Linked DNA regions of Homo sapiens: region 1 is linked to region 2. A link is a contact called in ENCODE Hi-C or POLR2A ChIA-PET data. All regions are on one chromosome and are shown on one strand. Each heading gives the region's core, a stretch centred on a gene start or an enhancer-like site at or near the end of the contact. The rest is flanking DNA. Distances are from core to core; before and after follow the strand shown.

Region 1 (3,911 bases), core at 1,341-3,840, 2.1 Mb before region 2:
CCATCCTTGTCAACATGGAATTTTTGTTGTTGTTGTTGTGGTTTTTTTTTTTTTTTTTGAGACGGAGTCTCGCTCTGTCGCCCAGGCTGGAGTGCAGTGGCACAATTACAGCTCACTGCAAGCTCCGCCCCCTGGGTTCGCGCCATTCTCCTGCCTCAGCCTCCCAAGTAGCTGGGAATACAGGCACCCGCCACCATGCCTGGCTAATTTTTTTGTATTTTTAGTAGAGATGGGGTTTCACTGTGTTAGCCAGGATGGTCTTGATCTCCTGACCTCGTGATCTGCCCACCTCGGCCTCCCGAAGTGATGGGATTACAGGCTTGAGCCACTGCGCCTGGCCAAACATGGAATTTGTTTTATACAGTTGCAATTATGGTCCATTAATACAATCTATTTGTATGTTATCAGTAACAGTAATACTAACAGTGAACCCTTATTAAGCATTTACTATGTGCCAGGCACAAGGCTAAGAGTTTTACAGAGATGATCTCATTTACCTTGGGTTACTTACCCAACCAAGGTTTATAGCCAGCAGGTGGCAAAGCTTGAATTCCAACCCAACTCTGCTGACTCCCAACTACACCCACCTGCACACTTGCCTCTTGGGCCTTGTTTGTCTGGCAAGTCCTAAATCCCAGACTCATTTGTTCACTTGCTTGCTTCCTCCCTCCCTCCCTACCAAAACACAGTATGATCTGTCGGTTAAACTCAATAGACTAAAAACTCCGGGTTCAAATGCTAGCTCCTCCATCACTAGCTGTATGACCTTGGGAAAGTACTTAATCTCTCTGTGCCTCAATTTCCATGTTTATAAAATGGGATAAAGTGCCCATTATAGTGCCCATTTCCTAGGATTCTATCCAGGAGATGATGTGCCTATTTCCTAAGGTTCTTATAATGAGATTCTGCAAGGACAGCACTCCAAATAGTACAGGCACATGGTTTTGACAGTTGTTTCTGTTATTATTGAAATAAAAAGAACCTATACCTGTTCCCAGGAAGCTCAGAGTCTCTCACAGGCCTTTTCAGTTCCTGGGGCTCTCATATTTCCTCATTCTCCCAGACTCCTCTGACCCTACTCTTCCTCAGGTTCTTACTGCTCCTGTGGGAAATCAGAAAGAGCAGCCAGCAGACAACACCAACTGAGATGAATGCAGCTGAAATGGCACAGGTCAGTATGGCCAAGAAACACCATGGGCTAATGTTCAGACCCATGGTATGAAAGCCAGAGTGGGTGTGAATTTCACTCCCATGTCTCTTATCTTGGATGGTTTTCATCTGCATGACCCATTTGCCCAATGCCCAATGGATGTGAAGATACAGAAAAGTCCAGGTACTGTTTTCAGGGAAGTAAGATGTCCTGTGCCAACTCTTCTCACTTCAGGGTCCAAGTCAGAGTGCACAAGGAAAGCAGGTGGGGCTGGCCCACCAGCAAAAGCTTCAGGAGAGCAAGGGATTGGCTGACTGGGCTGCAAGGGTAGTGTTCAAAGCCAGCTGCCTTGGAGGCCAAGATAGTGGAGGAGCTGCATAAAACATGGATTTTGCAGCCAAGTAAGAGCTGGCCTTGATTCCAGCTCAGCCATTTATTAGATGTGTGGCATTGGGCAAATTTACTTAACCTCTCTGAATATCAGTTTCCTCTGCTGTAAAACAGGCTGTGAAACTCTCACTTTTTTGACAGTTGGGAGGATTAAATGTTTGCACCCCATAGATACAAAACAAGGAAGGGTGATTTCTCCATCTCTTGTTTGTGGCGGACTGATTATAAAGGGCAAGATGTTTTAAATTTTATTTTAAATTTTAAAAATATGTAAGAATGCTATGCCTTATACTCTAAGGGGTTTTGCTCAAGGTGTATCACTTCCTAATAAAAGTGCCTAATAAACTGCCGTTTATTGAGTGCTCACCCTGAGCCAGTACTTATGCTTTACATGTATAAATGCATTTCAATCATCATAATACCCTATCCAACTTCCCCATTTTATGGATGAGAAACCTGAGGTTCCACGAAGTAAGATAACTTGCTCAAAGTCACAAGGCTAGCCAATGGCAGGCTGGGATTTGATCAGCCTGACTCTAGCACTCACACTCCTCACCACTATGATGGCTCTCAAAATGGGCCCCTCAGACCCTCTCTGTATTTTGACTCTTTGGCTTTCTCACTCACTAAGCTGTGAGATCCCTATGAGAAAGAACTGGCTCCATCTTAGTCTCCACTGTATCCCCAGGACCTAGGAAGTGCTTGGCACCTAGTAGTGGCTTGGAAAGCACTTGTTAAATGAATAAATGAGTGATGGTGTCTCTCTTCTCTGTGCAGCATATGGTGAGGGGCCCACCTTCTTACCCCTAAATGGAAGCAAGCACATATTCTACTAAAAGCACAAGCCCATTGCTGGGGGGCTCTAGAAGTGTTTCAGTTATCATGTACTTATGGGAACTGTAGAAGTTGGCGAGACATTTTGCTGAGACCAGTTCTGAAAAAACCAGGCCTTCGGACACGCTGTCCCAACACTGCCAGTATCATTTCAGGGGACTTGCAGCTCCATGGAAGCTAACCCCCAGGAGACCAGCCAGCTGGATTTGACTACCTATAGTCACCATCCAGGTTGTCAGATGCCAATTTTTTTTCAGGAGAACCGCTGAGGCTAGCCAGAATATGGCTGGGCAGCACCCTCTAGGCTCTCACTGGATAGAACAGGATACAGAGAAAGGCCTCCCTAGCCACCAAGACCTCTTCCTTATAGCTGAGAAACTTCCAAGGATATGTTAACTATGAACAATGTTTGTCTGATTAATTTCAAGTCTGCCAGATGTATCAGTGACTAAGAAAGGAACTGTGGCCTCAGATCCTGAGTGAAATGGTTCATGCAGAAGTGACTAATACAGAAGCCACCACCCCAACCCCAAATAACCACAAGGGCTCTGTGCAGCCATGTAAAACAGAATCAGTCAACAGGAGGCTCACAAGACAATCATTCACCTTTGTTCCCTGCAGCAGGTATCCTGCAATCTGAGACTTATCTTGAGCTGGGGTAAGGTCTGAGGCATGCTGGCAGGGTGTGTGAGGGTTGGGGGTGAGGGTGGTCACATCCAGGCAATCATTCTATTAAGGATGTGCTAGATGACCCACAGACTCAGGCCTGACTCCTCAGGAGCTCACAGTTAGTAGGGGTTCAGACAAGAACACAGGTACATAACTAAAACTCTATTGATAAGGGCGCCTCGGTAAGGTGCTATGGGAACCATAAGGATGCAGTTCCATGGCCCAGTCAGCTCATCTGGGGAAAAATAATAAAACAAAAAGGAAGCAGTTCCAGACAGAAGACCATCTCCAAATGGTTCTTTATTGAACACCCACTTTGGCTAGGCAATATCCTCCCCCTGCCCTCTAATCCAGGCTCAGGTACCCCCAGTGGAGTATCCTCAGAAGGCAACTCCCAAGACCAGGAGTAATGAGAGATTGGGCAGAGGGTAAGGGACAGCAGGGAGACGGAGGAAAATGAAGACACCAGGGAAAGAGGAGAGGCCTGAACTGGACAGCTGATGCTTTGTCCTGCCCAGCACCCATTCGTCCCTTCTTCAGGTAATATCATCTGCCACCACAACCACCAGCACCAACTCTCAGTCTCTGTGGGTACATGCCAGGCCTGTCCATTTGGTGTATTCCATCTTCCTGGCCACAATGATGACTTGAGGCTGGATACCTTCCTCGTCTGGACCAATGAGAACCAAATCCAGCAGTTCTGTCAGCAAAGGGGAGCTCTTTTTATCAATAACTGGTGCTGTGGGGCCACACTGTGAAGCCCAAGAATAAAGCCAACTCAAATGAAAGCAGAGCTGAGAGCCAAAGAGACAGATCCCTGTTTGGAGTCCTGGGATGCAGCCTGAAGCCCAATCTAGCCCATCCTTTT
Region 2 (3,812 bases), core at 279-2,778:
TTATCCAGGTCTGCAGCCTTAAATTGGGTCCCTAACTTTACTGGCAAGGCAAGTAGCAGAGTTTGGCCTGAACCCTACTACAAAAGCTGAGGGCCTGGACCGTCAGACCTGGGTGAGGTTGCCGGCTAAAATGGGGCAGGTGACCGAACCTCTCTGCGTCTCAATTTCCTCATCTCAAAGTTGGACTCACAGGACCTGCTCTGTAGGGCCATTGTGAGGAGTTCATCCTGGGAGGAACATAAAGTTACCTCGCAATGCCCAGCAGGTAGCAGGTGCCCAGTGAAGGCCAGCTCCTCCGCCGCACTCTGGTATGCACCAAGCCTTCTCCATCACGACAACGACGTGAGCTCATGGACAGGATGCGTGGTGCCCGGGACACGCCAGAACCTGGCCAGCGAGAGCCTTTGCCCCTTAATCAGCTGTTTCACCCCATGAAGGCTTCAGTGGCTTCCAGTTCGTTGTTTTTTGTTTGTTTGTTTGTTTGTTTTAGAGTGCTTCCTTTATGTCAAGCGTTGTGCTAAGGACTTCGTATTTCCCATGTGACTTAATCGTAACAGCAGTCCTATGGTGGGGGTTCAAGGATCATCCCCACTTTACAGATGGGGAAACTGAGGCTAGGAGGGGTGCAAAAGCTGGACCTAGAGCACACAGTTTGGGAGTGGCGGCCCCAGCTTCTGAACGTGCGTCCGACTGCACACGGTTTGGGAGAAGTGACCCCAGCCTCTGAACGTGCGTCCGACTCCAGACCCCACTCCTGCCCCCATGCTGTATTGTCTACAGGAAGAGCAGCGAAACACGGCTTTCCAGTTTTTAAAGAAATACGCTTGGCATTTTGCTGGTGGGCGGTCTTCGCGGCGCAGGTCTAATTTTGGAATTTACAGTGGGATTTAAAGTTTTCAGTGAGATTCTCTGTTTCACCTTGAAAGAGGCTCAAGGTGTATGAATCCCACACTAGACTGATGCTGAAGAGGAGCCTGTGGAATCCGCACCCGCTGGCATTTTCAGTAAAAAGGCCTCTGTGTCTTCCTGATATGCGTGCGCCCCGCGCGGGCCACGTTGCCAGGTTCCGGGTGCCTCTTCACCGAACTGCCACCAGGGGCCGCTCCAGCCCAGCCCGAGTTATCCATCGGCCACCGCACCTGCTGTTCCCGAAAACGCAGCGGCCCAGACTTCCTTTGCAGTTACCCTCTTAGAAGAACGAACGTTTCGCTTCCCTCCTCATTTGCGTATCATAGAGCCAGTGAGACACAGTAGCCTTTTTGGGTTTTCCCCTGAGCGTGCTTGGTCCCCAGCCCAGGGTGGCCGCCGTTTCAAGCAAGTCCCTTGCTCAGGTACAGGGGTGCAGATGCCCCGAGCCAGCCTGAGGAGGGGCCGCATGTCCCGAGGGCCCCATGGTTCCCCTCAGGAGGCAGATTGGAAAGGGCTGACTTGTCTCTTACTCCAATGAGTAGAGAGGCGGAGGATCCAGCCCATCAGAGGCTGCCGCAGTAAAGAATTCTGTGACAGGCTGGGTACGGTGGCTCACGCCTGTAATCCCAGCACTTTGGGAAGCCAAGGGGGGCGGATCATGAGGTCAGGAGATCGAGATCATCCTGGCCAACATGGTGAAACCCCGTCTTTACTAAAAATACAAAAAAAAAAAAAAATAGCCGGGTGTGGTGGTGCCCACCTGTAGTACCAGCTACTTGGGAGGCTGAGGCAGGAGAATCTCTTGAACCCGGGAGGCGGAGGTTGCAGTGAGCTGAGATCACGCCACTGCATTCCAGCCTGGGCGACAGAGTGAAACTCCGTCTCAAAAAAAAAAAAAAAAAAAAAGAAGAAGAAGAATTCTGGGACAGCTCGGGGTCGGGAAAGGTGAAGAGATGCCTGTGGGCTCCAGCCCTGCTGGAAACCCTTGGGAAAGTCTTCTAGCCCCAGAGTTAGCACAGCACCTTACCCTGCAGAGGCTCAGGGCTCACAAGTCCCTTCTGGTCCCAGCAGCTCCTGTTCCTGGCCCTTGTTGGTTGGCCACATTCTGGAGGGTGACTTTTCTACTAGGTTTTGTGGGTGGGGGTCTGGCAGGCATCGGCTGTCAGTGGACTTATGCCTTATGCAGTTGGCGTCGCTCTTTGGAACCCTATTTATGTGCCTACGTAGAACCCTAGAGTGCTTGAGCTGGGACCAGGAGAAACGTGTAGTAACTCTCTTTACACAGATGAAGCTGCGGAGCCCCTGAATGGTGTGCGATGCACAATCACCACCACTGCCATCATCAGACAACACTTTACAAAATGCCTCCTGCCTTGTCTCCATTTATCCTTCCCGCTCTTCTCGTTTAACAGGTAGAGAGGCTTAGGCTCAGAGAGGCTAAGCTACTTGCCCAGGGTCACACAGCAAGTTAGAAGCAGAGCTGAGTTGCAAATCCAGGTCTTTAACTATTTCTGTGTTCTGTGGACTTTCCTAGAAATCCCAGGCGGTTCCCAAACTGCCGTGGGAAAGGCTCGATTCCACTGTAACACACAGAGCTGCTTACCGACCGAGTGATTCGATGAATAAATCAATGAACTGACTAATCCCATTCATTCCTGTATTCATTCATCCCGTGAGGGTTCGTTGTGTGCCTTCAATGACCCCTTCCTGCACTAAGTCGTGTTGATACAGTGATGGTCCAGACGGAAACAGCCATTTTTGTTTGTTTGTTTTTGGTTTTTTTTGAGACTGAGTTTCGCTCTTGTTGCCCAGGCTGGAGTGCAGTGGCGCGATCTTGGCTCACTTTAACCTCCGCCTACCAGGTTCAAGCAATTCTCCTGCCTCAGCCTCCCAAGTAGCTGGGATTACAGGCACCTGCCACCACACGTGGCTAATTTTTTGTATTTTTAGTAGAGGTGGGATTTGACCATGTTGGTCAGGCTGGTCTTGAATTCCTGACCTTGGGTGATCCTCCCACCTTGGCCTCCCAAAGTGCTGGGATTACAGGCGTGAGCCACCATGCCCAGCCCAGAAACAGCCTCTGTCCTAAGAGTGCAACTGGATGGGACTTAACTCAGTCTTACAAATGACATCTACCAGGCTGGGTCCAGTCTAACTTGTCCATGAAGCATCCATCATCCCTGCCTTCTAGGCATTTCTATTCTAGAAGAGATGATACAGACATGCATGAATTTCCACACAGTAAACTTATCATGAGTGAGCCCATCCCAAGAGCGAGAGGCAGACCCCCTGGCAGGCTCCACCCTCAGCCACCCATCAATGCACTTTGATGCCGCTGGGGCTGGTAGGCTGCAAACCCCCTTTCTACCACGGACACAGGCCGAGGCGAAGCGAGCACAGAGCTCACCGTGCTTGCATTTTGTGGTTCTGTAAGTTCCTTACATTGTGTTTTGGAGGCCAGGCACAGTGGCTCACGCCTGTGTTTTGTTTTTGAGACAGAGTCTCGCTCTATCGCCCAGGCTGGAGTGCATTGGCACGATCTCGGCTCACTGCAACCTCCACCTCCCAGGTTCAAGCGATTCTCCTGCCTCAGCCTCCCAAGTAGCTGGGATTACAGGCACCCACCAACACACCTGGCTAATTTTTTGTATTTTTAGTAAAGACAAGGTTTTAGCATGTTGGCCAGGCTGGTTTTGAACACCTGATCTCAAGTGATACAACTGCCTTGGCCTCCCAAAGTGCTAGGATTACAGGCGTGAGCCACTGTGCCTGGCCTAACAAAGTGATTTTATGTGCTGATTGTGTGAAGCACTCTTTCTGTGTATTTTTAAAAATTGAGATGTAATTCATCTGTGTATATTTAAGGAGAATAGAAGACTTGCTCATAATGGTAGAATTTTAAA

Evidence for each region. Hi-C counts contacts between places; a loop is a spot of excess contacts on that map. ChIA-PET counts read pairs that join two places held with the same protein, here RNA polymerase II (POLR2A). Pooled maps may share reads with other maps.
Region 1: a pooled map shows a loop between it and region 2 (7-fold over the local background). The contact joins two enhancer-like sites. A Hi-C loop is called at or near these places in 2 of 50 pooled maps. POLR2A ChIA-PET finds 5 or more read pairs at or near these places in 2 of 52 experiments (H1 and activated T-cell).

What each region holds. Positions count from the first base shown.
Region 1 is chr16:23,669,275-23,673,185 of GRCh38, reverse strand. It overlaps DCTN5 (dynactin subunit 5), which reads right to left. Exons shown (of 6, transcript NM_032486.4): 6 at 1-3,911. Among named protein-coding and RNA genes, the nearest start is that of PLK1, 7.7 kb to the left of the region's middle. RefSeq lists an enhancer at 2,543-2,772. Within about 2 kb of position 2,590, at least 3 of the 41 ENCODE cell types and tissues checked have a DNase peak (open chromatin) inside an H3K27ac peak, as active enhancers do.
Region 2 is chr16:21,552,292-21,556,103 of GRCh38, reverse strand. No RefSeq gene overlaps it. Among named protein-coding and RNA genes, the nearest start is that of METTL9, 45 kb to the left of the region's middle. RefSeq lists an enhancer at 1,011-1,821. Within about 2 kb of position 1,528, at least 5 of the 41 ENCODE cell types and tissues checked have a DNase peak (open chromatin) inside an H3K27ac peak, as active enhancers do.